2 separate regions of the Mus musculus genome follow, and region 1 is linked to region 2. A link is a loop called in an ENCODE intact Hi-C map of the cell type or tissue named here. Cell type or tissue: heart. All regions are shown on one strand.

The links. Hi-C counts contacts between places; a loop is a spot of excess contacts. Peaks named below come from ENCODE experiments on the same cell type or tissue, not always from the same donor. Only the 100,000 strongest peaks of a DNase experiment are listed, where the experiment ranks them.
Region 1: it touches region 2 in a loop (7-fold over the local background); 12 of 42 quality-filtered maps call a loop at or near these places.

What each region holds. Positions count from the first base shown.
Region 1 is chr11:45,535,010-45,543,009 of GRCm38, forward strand. No RefSeq gene overlaps it. Among named protein-coding and RNA genes, the nearest start is that of Gm22284, 100 kb to the right of the region's middle. In heart, a CTCF peak has its summit at 4,650; a DNase peak (open chromatin) is centred at 4,642; H3K27ac peaks cover 542 bases.
Region 2 is chr11:44,581,297-44,589,296 of GRCm38, forward strand. It overlaps 4930597A21Rik (RIKEN cDNA 4930597A21 gene), which reads left to right and starts at 5,021. Exons shown (of 4, transcript NR_126460.1): 1 at 5,021-5,054; 2 at 6,006-6,181. In heart, CTCF peaks have their summits at 296 (motif pointing left) and 4,921 (motif pointing right); a DNase peak (open chromatin) is centred at 195.

The sequences.
Region 1 (8,000 bases), 950 kb after region 2:
CCCAGTAAGATACATCCCTCTTCTGTATACCCTTGATGTATACACATACACACATGTGCATGTGCACACACATACACATTTACACACATACACTTAGATACATGTATGCATATGCATATCTACATAGACACATTCATACTTGCATGCACACACACACACACACACACACACACACACACACACACACACACACTTACCATATATGCACACATGCTCATCCATTCTCACTTAGGAATGAGGTTTCTGGAATGCAGAAAACCTGCTTTCCAGGTTTGCCTAAAGTTTCACCCTCAACTTCCACAGATCGCCCAAACCCCCAGCTGATTTGCTCATATTTCCTCGTTTAAATCAACAGTCTGATTTTATCAACAATGCTCTGCGGAGGTTTATTTCTTCAAACAGACTGTGCTCCTCGTTGCTATAAAGTTAATTTTCTGTTCTTTGTTCACTTCCCTAATCTTCAAATTATATCCTCCTGTTCCCTGATTGCTTACTATTGGAAAAACAGCCCTTTTTTTGCTTCCAGTTTGAATATTTCAAGCCTTATCTTGATGACCCTAATCGCTCTCTCCCCTCGATGGCCTCTCAGGGAGGCAGTAAGTAACTAGCAAGGGTGTGGAACATCACAGGAACAGACAGGGCTCTGGGGCCAGGGCCAGGCTTCTGTGAGGACCACATTCTGCTTTCCCCCTTTCCTGTTTCTTGGAGTGTGGGAAGAGGCTGGCTTTGCTGCAGAGAGGATTAGAAATTCTGGGATCTGCTCCATGCTCTCAGAGAGTCTTAGTGGGAAGACAGAACTGAAGCTTGCAGAATCATGGACAAACGCTTCCGAGGTGGAACGACCTCTGCCTACGCTGCAGAAGAGATTTGATTTGATGATGCTGTTGAGAAACGGCCTAAGGAGGCCAGGCGGAGGAAACTTGACACTTGAGACTCAAAAACTCTGGGAATAGGGAAGGAGCAAAATGGAATCAGTCTTCAAACTTTTGAGATTCTTAAAGAAGAGAGGAGGAGACCCAGCTGTAACAAATGCTCAAGAGAAGTCAATCTGTTTGTGACCACATGGGGGGAAAGGAACTGAAGAAAAAAATAAAGAAATTGGTTTTGTGTGTGAGTTATTTATTTTGGTTTGGGTTGGGATGGGTTGGGAGAGAGGGAAGCTTTGATGTTGTTATTGTTGTTGTTGTTGTTGTTGTTGTTGTTGTTGTTGTTGTTTTAATTCTTTTTTTAAAAAATCCTAACCAAGATTATAGTGAGAGAAGTTTGGTCCCAAGATCAGACACCTAAGTTCTAATAACTTCAAGACTGATACACTACTAATGATGGCAAGACCAATAGATGTTCCCCGCACAAACAAACCATTGTTTCCTGATAGAATTTTCCATGTTTAATAATAATAAAGGCTGTGATTGTGTTTGCCAGACACTGTTCAAATACGTCCCCTGCACCTCTGCATTTAACCTTTAAAGTATTATTGTCCCAGTTTCACAGATGAGAAAGCTGAGACCCAGAGCCTGGTCATTTGGTGAGGGTCACAGGTAGCTAGGATTCCAGTGAGATCTATTTGTGCCCTAAGCTCACATTCAAACAGTTATTTCTGAAATGAATGTGTGGCTCACAACTGACGCATCATTCAGCATCCCGGCCTTGCCCTAGGTTTAATCATCACTGCGACTTCCTGTGAGGTGCTGTATTCCATCTACTCAGAATCTCCCTCCCGGCCTTATCTCTAGAACACAGTTTTCCAAGGTCCTTAGGCCATGCCAGGGCATGGCAACTCTTTGTTTAAAGTGTGTGTGTGTGTGGAGGGGGATCATAAACATTTTAGATGCCGCAGATTATATGTCTCTGTTCCGTATTTTTATTTGGTTTTGGCTTTTTCAATACTTTTAAAGATATACAATGTGTTGGCTTTGTTTCCTGCCCCTGGCCTCAAACCCTCAGAGTCAAGTTTGAAATGCCCGTCTCTCCCTATCTAGCCATCCAATCACCAAGCACTCAGATGCCTTTCATAATACCCTTGATATTTTTCATAGTGATTCGACTCCCCCGTCCTTGCCTCTTTTCTCATAGCCCCCCCCCACACACACACACACATACACACACACACACACACACACTTCCCAAACAGCCCACAGGCCACCATGTAATTCATTATCCTCACAGAACACTTTGTACAAAGCATTCCCTTGCTCAAACATCTTCACATCTAAGCCCCTTCCTCTGCACTCATGGGCAGATCCCCCAGAACACACACACTGTTGTCTGGTCCTCATTATCATACGTAGCAGGCCAGCCAACACTGAGTGGGCATGAATAGGAACCGTCGCCCTGTTAAGCGCATACATCAGCTCACTGAGCCTCTCAGCATCACCACAGATAGCTGTGATGATCAACGAGGGGTGCAGGTGAGGTGCTATTCATGTGTATGTGGGGAAGGGGGTACATGTCGGGAACAGAGAACATGTAGGCCAGAAGTCAACCTCAGGGGATGTTTCTCAGGAGCCATCCACCTTGGGTTTGGGGATAAGATCTCTTGGCTTGGTACAGAGAGCAAGGTGGGCTGGCTAACCAGTGATTCCCAAGAATCTGCCAGTCTCTACCTCCCTGTGCTGAGCTAAGTGTGCACTAAGTATCTTCAACACCAGTTGTTTTTTTGTTTGTTTTTTTGTTTTTTGTTTTTTTTTAAGAGCGGTCTGGGAATTGAACGTTGTAGCCTTGCGCTTAGGTACCAAGCATTTGACTGACTGAGCTGTCTCTCAACCCCACAAAATGCAAAGTTTATAGATCACTTACCAAAGGCTCAAAGCAGCAAACAGACATGTGCTAGTTTACATGGTAGCGTGATAAAAAAAAATAATAATAAAATAAAATAAAAAACAAAGAAACCTCAGAACCGAACTGTGGCCACCAGACTCCAAGGACCTGTCCTTTCACCTCCACCCTAGGATGCCTTTGACCATGTCTCTCCTCTTACTCTACCCGACATCTGTCTCGAAGCAGCTTCAAACGGACCGCATCCTGATGCAATTCTTAGCCTGCAAGAGGAACGGATGCGTCTGGACTCAAAGCACCATGAACTGAACAGGGATAGCCCTCTGTCAGACAGCAGGCCCAGCAGGTAGCTAGCCTCCATCCCCGGCTGGCCGCCAACAAGAAGGCAGCTCTGGGCAAGCCCACAAAGCAGGCCAGTGTGATCTGCTCTGTGTGGCCCTGATGACTCCACCATTTGCTTAAAAGCCATGCTGTGTTTCCTAGACAATGGCTATACTCCAAGACACACATTCCGGTTTTTAAGGCTCTAATGTAAACATTCTATAAACAGCTCTTTCCCTATGCCTTTGCCCTCCCCATGAAGGCTTTTAACATATTGTTTCTGCTCACTTTTTTTTTCTCCCTTTCTAAATTCAGCTCTGCTCTCTTGCTCCCTTGCTTCTCCTTCCCTTTCTGCTTCAATGTCTCCTTGCCCATCTCCTGACTAACTTCTTCTGCAACATCCTCACTGCTGTGGCTGTGCTCCTTTGAGGAACCTTGTCTTGTCGGGGGGGGGGGGGGGGGTTCTGCAGTTCCCAGCCGTTTCTCGCTCTCTGTTTTCTTGTTTGCCCAGCAGAGCTGTCCTCCTCTGCTGGGTCTGTGTCTCCGCTTTCATGTTTACTGGAAAAGCTTCACTCCACTTCTCACCTCTTCCTGCCCCCCACCGCCTTCCCATCCAGCACCAGTGTGCCCTCATCTCTCCACTGCCCTTTCTTTCTGGATGCCTGGTCCTCCTTGTGTGATCCTTCCTTTCCCACACCCTTCACCCCCATTCTTGGTCCTCTCCTCCCTTATCCCTCTCTCTCCTCTTGCTGCCATTATGTCCCCTCCTGGTTTACACACTCCCTCTTTATCATTGTTTCCACTCCTTCTGGCTACTGATACCATAAAGGGGGTTGCAAACTCTATCCCTGGCTGCATGTGCACACCAGGAGCCTGCCTGGCAGCCTAGCATCAAAATTGCACAGAAAACTGGATCTTGGTGCCTATGTGTAGTAGCTTGGCCTTGGATAGATCTCAGTTAGAGGGCTTCAGTGTAAAGCTGGAGCCCCAGGCATCCAACTCAGGAGGCAAGATGCAGAGAGAACTGTTTCTATTTTCCAGGGCCTTTGGTCAAGTTAAGGCCACAGACCAGTTGAGGTTTCAAGGAGACCTAAATGTCATCACCTCTACCCCTTTCCTCTTCTCTGTCTCTGTCTCTCTCTTTCTCTCTCTGTCTGTCTCTCTGTATGTCTCTCTCTCTGTCTCTCCATCTCTCTGCCTCTCTCTCTCCTCCTCTCTCTGCCCCCCACTCTGTGTGTGTGTGTGTGTGTGTGTGTGTGTGTGTGTGTGTGTGTGTGTGTATGTGTGTGTGTGTGTCTTATGTATGTACTTCTCATTTTGTCTCACTTTTGTCCAGGATACAAAGGCCTTGTAACTTATCAGATTTAGCATACAACATTACCACACTACAAAATAAAATAGAAAAGATAGAAAAGAGAGTAAGAGGCACCCCGGCAGAAGGAGTTGGTGCTGCAGGGCAAAGGCTGGCCTTGCCCAGTTGTTCTGCCTTCCCCAGGCTCCAAGTCAAGCAGGACTGACTATGCCTTTCCTTAGAGTACAGCGCCATCTAGCAGATGAAATGCCAAACCTGTAGCTGAAGGCCTGGAAGCAAGTCTCCACAGATTCAGGCCAGTCAAACCGCAACTGGTCTGAAATAGCAATGTAGCCCTCTGGCCTTGTTTGATATTTCGGTCCATTTTCAACTCTCTGTTTTTCCTGAGCCTCACTCCTGAATTCCTCCAGTATGGTCTTCATTCCTAGAAAAGGCAGCAAAGTTCCAGGTGAGCTGGCAGACTTTGCCTGAAGCTAGGAAGCCCTGGGTGGCATTTTCCAAAGCAAAATAAAACGGAATTTCCTGAAGACGAGGTAATCTTCGTTCCTCATTTCTTTTTCTGTTGTTTCTTCTTTCATCCTTCTGTGAAGACCTGACTTTCAATCACCTCCACAAAGTTACTGTTTCTACATACCATTTATACTCTGTCATTTACTTTTAACTACAAACCCCAGTAGGTTGTCAGTAGCTGTCTATAATCTTTGCCAAAACGTGTGCTGAGGCATCTATAGTCAAATCCATACAGGTTCAGGTAGAGAGCTGTGAAGAGCCACCAATGTCTACGAGGAATATGGGTATGTAGGGTGGCAATGAGACTGTCCCATGTCTGTCCTCAAAGAATTGGGGCATAAGTAATGTAAATATCTCAACATTGCAGAAAAAATGTCCCAGGGCCACACATCTGAAAGCAAGCCATGTCATCTCTCAGTCCTCTCTAGCCTTTCATTTCAGGGGAGGCAAACTAAGGTCAGAGGAGGTCATGCCTAACCTAAGATCACTCACGTTCTTGTGGCATCAAGACGAGACTCCAGCTTGGTACCCTATCATTTCTGGTCCCTCTAACACCTTCCTAATTACACCCAACAGAGAAAGAAGCTCTCCTATTGACCATGCAGGATACCTCTGACCTCCATTATCACAGTGCAAGTGAGAGTCAGCCATTAAAAAAAAAAAAAAGAGTCCAGCTCAAAGCTGAAGGTTCTACCAACTCCATGGCTGCTCACGGTGCATTAGAAGAGCCTGAGGCTACATCTAAGCCTGTCCAGGGGAAACATTACCATCAATTCATGGTGTTCACCATCACTATAGACACAGAATGAGAGTCAATAAAACAACATTCTATGCTTGCTTAGTCTCTTCCAGCCCTGATACTTTGCAGTGTGTGCCTTGAGCAGAAGTCATGAGTTTCTTTCTTGAACTTGAACCAGAAATTTGGGGTTAGGGATACATAGCAGTAATCCTATGACCCACAGATAGTTTTGTACAACCATAGGCTCCCCGTCTCAGTTATAGATGGGCCCGTAGTTCAAGTCCACTGTGGTTCCCAGTGGCATGTACGTCTATTGCTGCTCCCAATTCCAGAGATATCCTATAAAATTCCAAGTCCTAGCTGATCCCTGGTAATATCCACTCCCTTGGCATAAGCAGCAGGCAAGGAGTATTCATAGGAAAGTTGCTCTTGACAACTGCAGATAAGGGAATATACCAAAACAGCCTGGGATGGGTTAACTACGAGTGAAGAAGACACTCTTCAATGTTCTCCATCATGTCAACCCTAGTGTATGGCTGATCCACAGGGCAGCTCTGAATAGACACATTTAACAAACCTGGACATTTCTTCAACAGAGGCAATGAGCCTTCGCCAGGCTCTCCCAACTCAGCTTGCAAATTCCCAGAGTTCTCCTGTTCTTGCCGCTCTTACTGCACAGACCTGCCATGGGAGAACATCTGAGAGTATAAAATTATGAACCAGAGAATCAAACTCTAATAAAATGGGATAAGGGAAAGAGAGCACTAGCTAAGAACTCGCAGATCCACTTTTTAGCTCTCTAGCCTCAGATAAGTTACTTCTGTCCTCCCAGATTTGGTGTTCTTGTGATAAAAGAAAGGACTATAGTAGCATCTACCTCATAGAACTTTTATAAGGTTAAATGAGATTAGAATCATGAAGCTGTTGTTAATATTGTTAATCCATGTCAATTTCTGGCGTATAATGACTCTGATCTGGTTGGATATAAGAACACACATGGCTCATTACAGGTTCACAGTCAATCATGGTTCAGTTACAATATGATACTACCAAGTGTTAGTTAAATAAGGCGTATGTCCAAAATTCAAAGAAAAGAAGATGAATTTGGAAAGTAGTTCCCTTTATAGACTTAAAAACTTGATCAAGACCTTGAAGAAAAGTAAGATGTCAACACAAGTCTTTATTATGGGATCAGACCACATTGAGGTGGAGCAACATCTCATATGTGTTGACCATGGGCTACACCTGCAGCTGAGAAACTCCTTCGACTGGTTTTTAAAGCAGATCTCCTGAGTCCAGGAATGGGCAAGCCACTCAGCCTGCAGATCTGATATGACCCTCCTTTTTTTCAGCTATTAGATGACATTGACTTCCAGGAAGAGTCTCTGCGAGGCTTGAAGCTCCAAGTAAGAGCTATGCAAAAGCCTGGGGAAATTAAAAGATCTATTCAAATAATAACACTAGAAACAGCAATCTCTCCTGGGCCTTGCACTATGTATAATCCCTGAGTTCCAGGCTTAGCATCATGCTATCACAGCTGTCATTATAACTGCCATTTCACAGATGAGGAGCCATACTCAGAAGAGAGTGGATTTGCTCACACAAACCACAATGGGTAGACGTCAGAGCCAATAACGATGTGCAAGTGAAGGTCAGAGGCAGCCCACATTGTCCTGCTCACATATTCGAGAGCTGCATTCTAATTTTCCCAAGGTTTAGCTAACCGCCTCACTGCTCAGATACAAAACTGAGGCACCAAATAATAACAATGTTCCCAAAACAGATACAGGATGTATGGACAGTGCCATCTTGAAAACCCCTAGAGAGACAGAGTATTCTTCTATCTTTCTCCGAGGAGGTTAAGAGTTACATCACCCTACCCTTTTGTCAAGAACAGTCCCATATGAAAGATGTCAAGTTTCATTAAAGTGCATCCTGGATCCTGCAGGACACCTCACTTGTGTGCCCTGGGTCCCTCATCCCCTTGAATGAGCACTGTCAGAATGGGGCTAATGGAAGGCATCCCAGGGTCACTAATACCTTGATGGCACATGACTTCAAGATGTAAGAGACTGAGTGGGAGCCGAGTGAGGGCCCCAGAGCAGGTCTGCCAGGGAGAAGGAGAGGGATGTGCTTGGAGGCAAGGAAAAACTCAGCTCCCACAGACAGGGTGTCAAAGGATGTTCCCACATTGAGAAACTAGGGGAGTAAAGGTTCCCAGTACAAAAGTGAATACTGCCGCACCCTGATGCTTGCAAGCAGGGAAATCGCAGGCTGCAGTTTCTTCTGTTGTTAAGGAAAGCAGGTGGCTGGCCTGAGTCTGTTTCTGCCATTTTAGCCCTC
Region 2 (8,000 bases):
AACTAGGGCACGGGCACGAGGGGAGAGAAGGCAAAAGGAAGGAAGCAGGGGGCGGGGTGTAGGGTGGAGATAGTCGGGGCCTTTGAGGTCATGGAGGAACTGGGGTATTGTGTTAGGAAATCTGAGCTTGATGTAGAAGATTGGATTCTTAGGAGGTCCCTGTTGTTTGGTGGAGAATGTAAGGCCTGCAGCCCTTCCAATTGATTGGAAGCTAGGAACTGCTGACGAACTCTGGCAGGCTAGGCAAGAGGTGGGTCAGGTGTTAGTCGTCGTGTATAATAGCGCCACCTACAGAGCAGCTGCTCAGAGCAGCAGCCAGAGAAACTGACTTTTCACAGTGGTTAAATAAGCTGGAAGAGCCGGGCGTGGTGGCACACGCCTTTAATCCCAGCACTGGAGAGGCAGAGGCAGGCGGATTTCTGAGTTCAAGGCCAGCCTGGTCTACAAAGTGAGCCCCAGGACAGCCAGGGCTATAAAGAGAAACCCTGTCTCGGAAAAAAAAAAAAAAAAAAAAAAAAACCCGCTGGAAGATTAAAAATGTAAAGATGTGTGTGTGTGTGTGTGTGTGTGTGTGTGTGTGTGTGTGAGTGTGTGAGTGTGAGTGTGTATATGAGGTCAGTTCTCATCTCCCACCTTGTTTTAGACAGAGTCTCCTGCATCCTTTATGTACCAGGCTTGCAAGCGTCCAGGGATTTTGCTGCCTCTGTCTCCTATCTAAGTGTAAATGATGCACTGGGGTTAAATACACAGGCCAGTACTCTCAGATTTACATGGGTTCAATGTTAGGAAAAATATCAGCTCAGGACCCTCAAGACCAAGTTCTCAGCACAGAGGACATTTATTTACTCTTGAGGGACAGAGGTAGGAATAAGAGACAAATACAGGGGATAGAGGATGAGGGAGAAGGGGAGGGAAAAGGGGGCAGGGGTATTTGTCTCTGAAGGCAAATACAAATACAAAGGACTGCCTCTGGGTAGAATGGAGAGAGATGTGGCACATAGGAAAATGGCAATTTATAAGTGTACAAGGGGAGACCCCATGTTATGACTCTGGCCAGAGTCCCTACATTCTGGAGATCAGAACTCACGGCTTCATGCTTACAACTGCAGTTCTTTACCCATGAAGCCGTCTTCTCAGGGCCCAAATGGTCATTTTAATTCATGACTATTGAATTCTAAGTCCCGGACCATTTTTTCTTTTCTTAAACAATACCTACTCCCTGGAAGCAACAACAAGAACAAGCAATGGAGAACGAGAGTCTCCGGGTGGAGGAGTGGGGTGGGATGGAAGCAGAACACTGAGCCCCATCATGCATTGGTCCCAAACCACCCCAAATGTCGTGTCTGGCCTAGAGACAGGTCAGCCAGCACACTTGCTCCTGTTAACCCTGGGTGGGGGTGATTTAAATGCAGATGATATACCGGACTTACAGGAGGGTAGATTCACTTAAGAGAATGTAACATAAGCCAGTATTTGATGGCCAAATTAGTTCTCTTTTGGACCATCACCCTATATCCCCACATCCAATAAATCCCATTCCCAACTAGTATTCCCTCTTTTTTTAAGGTGGCAAGGATTGCACTTCAGAGCACACTTTAGGTTCGCTCCCAGCTCCCCTTAGTCAAAATAAAAGGCGGGTGGTTGGGTTCAAGGCTAGGACTCTGCCTGGATATCGTCTTCTGTACATCACGATATTATCTGTGTGAGCTTTCATACACATGTGTGTGCCTTTGAGGGATTTTTCAGACAGCCTGGGAATCTCAACTAATAATGTATAATAGATTTCCTTGACTAGCAGGGTAATTCCCTAATGAAAAGAGTCACACTTTACCTCAAACTATTCAGAGTCATGAAAAGAAATTGAGGCTCTGCTGCTTTGAAATTCTCAAGTCTCTAGACACGAGTGTAGTTTTTACCCCTTTATTTTGGTTTGGTTGTTTTCTAACAAAGTATTTTAAAATTCCTTAAAATCTCATTTTTTTTTCCTCATTGGCCAACTTTTATTTTATATAATTTCAAACTTACAGGAAAGTTGCTAAATCCTTACCCACCCTTCAACTGTGGTGGACATCTAGACACATTTGCTTGCTTGCTTTAAAAGAATCCTTTTTGGGGATGTTATGTGTATGAGTGTTTTGCCTGTATGTGTGGTGTGTGTGTGTGTGTGTGTGTGTGTGTGTGTATGTGTGTGTGTGTGTGTGTTGAGAGAGAGAGAGAGAGAGAGAGAGAGAGAGAGAGAGAGAGAGAGAGAGACCGGTGCCCACAGATGCCAAAAGAGGATGCCAGATCCCTTGCAACTGGAGTCACAGGTGCTTCTGGACCCCACGTGGGTGCTGGGAATTGAACCTGGGTTCTCTGCAAGAGCAGCCAGTGCTCATAGCCACAAGCCGTTTCTCCAGTTCTCATATTTGCTTTCTGTTTCTCAACAAAACATACAGAACCTTTTGAGAATAAGTACAAACATAATGTCCCTTTGTCCCTAGTATGTCTGTGAACATTGACTAACACACTATGTGTCCCTTAGGGTCCCCACTTGTATTACAGAACTGTCATAGTCCTGTGATCTTCTTTGCTTAGACTGCTTTCTGATACTTTTATAACTTGCACAACATTAACATTTTTTTGAAGAAAAAAAACCCCAGTGCCGAAATGCAAATCAAAACAACCCTGAGATTCCACCTCACACCAGTGAGAATGGCTAAGATCAAAAATTCAGGTGACAGCAGATGCTGGCGAGGATGTGGAGAAAGAGGAACACTCCTCCATTGTTGGTGGGATTGCAGGCTTGTACAACCACTCTGGAAATCAGTCTGGCGGTTCCTCAGAAAATTGGACATAGTACTACCGGAGGATCCAGCAATACCTCTCCTGGGCATATATCCAGAAGAAGCCCCAACTGGTAAGAAGGACACATGCTCCACTATGTTCATAGCAGCCTTATTTATAATAGCCAGAAACTGGAAAGAACCCAGATGCCCCTCAACAGAGGAATGGATACAGAAAATGTGGTACATCTACACAATGGAGTACTACTCAGCTATTAAAAAGAATGAATTTATGAAATTCCTAGCCAAATGGATGGACCTGGAGAGCATCATCCTGAGTGAGGTAACACAATCACAAAGGAACTCACACAATATGTACTCACTGATAAGTGGATACTAGCCCAAAACCTAGGATACCCACGATATAAGATACAATTTCCTAAACACATGAAACTCAAGAAAAATGAAGACTGAAGTGTGGACACTATGCCCCTCCTTAGAAGTGGGAACAAAACACCCATGGAAGGAGTTACAGAAACAAAGTTTGGAGCTGAGATGAAAGGATGGACCATGTAGAGACTGCCATATCCAGGGATCCACCCCATAATCAGCATCCAAACGCTGACACCATTGCATATACTAGCAAGATTTTATCGAAAGGACCCAGATGTAGCTGTCTCTTGTGAGACTATGCCGGGGCCTAGCAAACACAGAAGTGGATGCTCACAGTCAGCTAATGGATGGATCACAGGGCTCCCAATGGAGGAGCTAGAGAAAGTACCCAAGGAGCTAAAGGGATCTTCAACCCTATAGGTGGAACAACATTATGAACTAACCAGTACCCCTGAGCTCTTGACTCTAGCTGCATATGTATCAAAAGATGGCCTAGTCGGCCATCACTGGAAAGAGAGGCCCATTGGACACGCAGACTTTGTGTGCCCCGGTACAGGGGAACGCCAGGGCCAAAGGGGGGGAGTGGGTGGGTAGGGGAGTGGGGGTGGGTGGGTAAGGGGGACTTTTGTTATAGCATTGGAAATGTAAATGAGCTAAATACCTAATAAAAAATGGAAAAAAAAAAAAAACCCCAGTGCCAATAGACAACTTCCCAATTGAAACTCCATTTTCTTTCTTTCTTTCTTTCTTTCTTTCTTTCTTTCTTTCTTTCTTTCTTTCTTTCTTTCTTTCTTTCTTCCTTCCTTCCTTCCTTCCTTCCTTCCTTTCTCTCTCTCTCTCTCTCTCTCTCTTATTTTCTCTCTCTCTCTCTTTCTTTCTTTCCCTTTTTTCTTTTTTTCTTTCTTTTTTTTGGATAGGCAGGGTTATATTTCAGGACATTTCTCTGGTTCACACTACACTTCCTTTATTCAAAATTAAGCGTGATAGTTGGGGTTAAGGCAAGGGCTCGGCCTGGATACAGGTTGTGTAAAGGTTCAGAGGGCTCGCTTTGTGGCTCAGAGGCAGAGCAATAGCCTCACATGCATGGCACCCTAGTCCAATCTCCACTGCAGCAAATTAGGAAGCTTTAGATATACTCTGTAATTAATGTAGAACTGTAATCTACGTCTGACACTTCAGATACAGATGATGTCATCTATACCTGAGTCAGCTCATGAAATCTAAGACTCTGGATGATGTAAGAATTAATTAATAAAAAATGGGAGTATAGGGAAGGTTCCCTTTTTATGTTAAAATCCTAATGAGTAAAATTAGAGTAAAAAATGACAGCATTAGGTTACTATTTTGCAACTGTTACTTCATTGAGGTTTCAAGCAAAAACATCAGCTTTGCAAACTCGAACATTGTTACTCCATGAATCCCTTATTAATTAGAAGAGAATTCACAGCAGCTTTCTAAGATGGAATCTTGGTGGTCAGGACCACTGTAACCAAACACTCAATATAACCAGTGCCATGACAAGCCTTTGTCATGTGCCTTTTGCTATGATTTGAATATATATATATATATATATATATATATATATATATATATTCTTCAGCATATAATCCTATATGTGGGATTACTGTTCAAGTATATCTCATAACCATAGCAGACAAACTCAAACTAGGGAACAGTGTACAAAAGAATATTTCTGCTTTCATGGTAAGCCTGATTAAATCAAAGGTCTTCTAGACAGGTGCACTACCAAAGATTACCACTAGATGTCACCATGGTCCTGCAGTTTGTTCAGTTTTCCAACTGCCTTTGTGGGTGCATCCGTTGTTCTTGGATTCTTAAAGCAGATACATTTAAGCAATTCTAACACACACAGACTTGGAAAGACCTACAAATTAAGTAAGGTTAGAGGTAATGGAGGTGGAGAACGAAGTTTTAGATTAAGTTTGTGTCTACCATTTCATACTGTGGACTGGGTGATTCCTGCTGACCCCCAGGCCCTGGTTTCCTTATGTGTAAAATGATTAGGGTAAGCTTTAAGGTAGGGATTAGGGTAGCCTTTAAGCTGATATTTTCTGATTGAAAGTGTTTCAGTGTTCTTACGAGAAATTTTTCTCTGGACCACTCTGGACCCATTACTGTTTACTCTGTCAGCCTGCCCCTCCCTCTGCCCCACACCCCCTTATTTTTTTTTAAATTAGATATTTTCTTTATTTAAATTTCAAATGTTATCCCCTTTCCTGGTTTCCTCTCCCAAAACATCCTCTCCCCCTCCCCCCTCCCCCTGCTCACCAACCCACCCACTCCTGCTTCCTGGCCCTGGCATTCCCCTATACTGGGGCATAGAGCCTTTACAGGACCAAGGGCCTATCCTCCCATTGATGACCGACCAGGCCATCCTCTGCTACATATGCAACTAGGGCCATGAGTCCCACCATGTGTTTTCTTTGATTGGTGGTTTAATCCCAGGGAGCTCTGGGGGTACTGGTTAATTCATATTGTTGCTCCTTCTATGAGGCTGCAAAACACTTCAGCTCCTTGGGTACTTTCTCAAGCTCCTTCATTGAGGACCCTGTGCTCCGTCCAATGGATGACTGTGAGCATCCACTTCTGTATTTGTCAGGCACTGGCAAAGCCTCACAGCAGACAGCTATATCAGGCTCCTATCAGCAAGCTCTTGTTGGCTTCCACAATAGTGTCTGGGTTTGGTGATTGTATATGGGATGGACCTCCAGGCCCACACCCCCTTATTTATCTCATTTGTGTTTATCTCTGTTTATGTAAATGGAAGTAAAGAGATCTCAATAATGTTACAATCACAAATGTAAACCTTTTCCCTTGCATAAGTAGAAGGTACCCAGAGGGAATAACTTAGAGACTGTAGATATGATCCAGTGGATCAGCCAGGCAAGAGGACTGGCTGCCAGTAATTCCAGAACCCGGGACGTAAAGATCCCCTTGGCAAGTTGGCTAGTGAGACTAGCCAGAATTGGAGACCTTTAGGGTTAAAGAGAGACCCTGCCTCCGTAAGTAAGGGGGGATTGATTGAAGAAGACATTTGCCTTCAACTCTGGACTACCACATTCATGCGCACACACATGCACACATGCACCACCATACATGTGCAGCCACACATATGTGACCATGAAAATATAAACACATACTGGCTCCACACATATGTATAAATACACACCCCTCCATATATATATTAGAGTGGGGTAATTAAATCTGACCTAGGTACTATGTGCTGAAGGTCAGGGCCTGGCACTTGCTGTGTTTTTGTCCTGTGTTTAGAGTTACAGAGTATTAAAGAATACTTACAGACAGACTAACCCTGAGACTTTCCTTAGGCAGATGGCAAGAAAGTGGAGACTGAAGATCTTTCTCTTAGGACAGTTCAGGATCACTGAATACTGTAGCCACAAGACAGATCACAGCGCTGCATACACCAATCACAGTGCTGCATACTCTGATTAGCGTTCTATGTGCTGATGGCAGTGTGTTATTCACTGATCACAATACTTCATGTATTCATTACAGCGCTTTATACTCCAATCACAGTGCTTCATACATTGATCACAGCATGCCACATGCTTATCTCAGAGCTTATACACCATCGCAGACCACATCAAGGCTTCACTGAATTGTCCTTCCCAGTTCTCTTGTCTTCCTCCTTCCCTCCCCCTCCTTCCTCACCTAACTCCTTTTTTTCCTCCCCTCCACTCCTTCTTTCCTCCATAATTTTCAGTGTTTTTGGTATATATGGGAAGATGTGATTAGAAGCAGTACATTATTAATCATGTCCCTCCATCTCTACTCAATCCATATTTTGCTTTAGTTTGGTATCCGTCTTGGTGTTGTGTTGCTTTGATTTCCTTTCATGGTTATGGTGATGTGTGTTTGTCATCCGTCTTCTGCTATTTAAAGTGCCCACTCCTCTGTCTACACAGAAGATATATAGCCCTCGCTGTCAGTGTCAAGCAATTATACGCCACCAAATGGCCTGTGATTTGGCATCTCCTCCTGATAAAGGCTTACGACAGATAGGACGAAGCAGAGGTCAGGAGTTCCGCTGAGTACAACCTGAGGAGATTCTTCAAATTGCTTGACTTTCATTCGAGTCCCCCAGGACACCATCAGAAAACTGGTCCCCCTCGATTCTGGTTGCAAAGCTTTTCTTCTTGAGTCTTCAGAGAGATTCTGAGTGAAGGTTTGGGAGGCCGAGCCACCGAATTGCACTCTTAACCCCCAACATCGGCTCAGCCCTTTCCAGCCTTGAGTAATTGGTTATAGTTACTCATTTGCTGGCCACAATTAGCATAGCAAATTATTGGAGCAGAGACAATTTCTTAGCTACCCCAGGTTACTAAATAATTTAAAGAGGGGGAAGACAATGGATTCCCATCAAATATGCTGTGTTTTCTTTATGCCATTAAGAAACACCATTCTAAGGTAAGAAATGTGATACAGCAATGATTTTCTGGTTTTATAAAAGTGACTTTTTAAAACCCGTATTCTCTCCCAGCCCGATGGGTTTAGCAAAGCTGAGAGGAGGGTCTTCCTGTTCAACAAAACAGCATGTTTTCCCTCTAGCTAGAGATATAAAGAAATGGGGGCTTCTTTGCAGAAGAAATTTTCTGCAAAACGGTTGATTGTAAATGAGCAAGAACGTTTTCCTATCTTGAATTCCACACTCAATCCACTCTCCTTCATGTCCTGAATTAGGTGGAGAGCCCCAAGTTTCCCCCGCCCCCAGCCTCATCGCCAAATTTACACGTGCAGGAGTAGATACCAGGGTTCATCCGAGGCACTGAACATGGAAATAAAAATGTAAGCCCAGTGGTA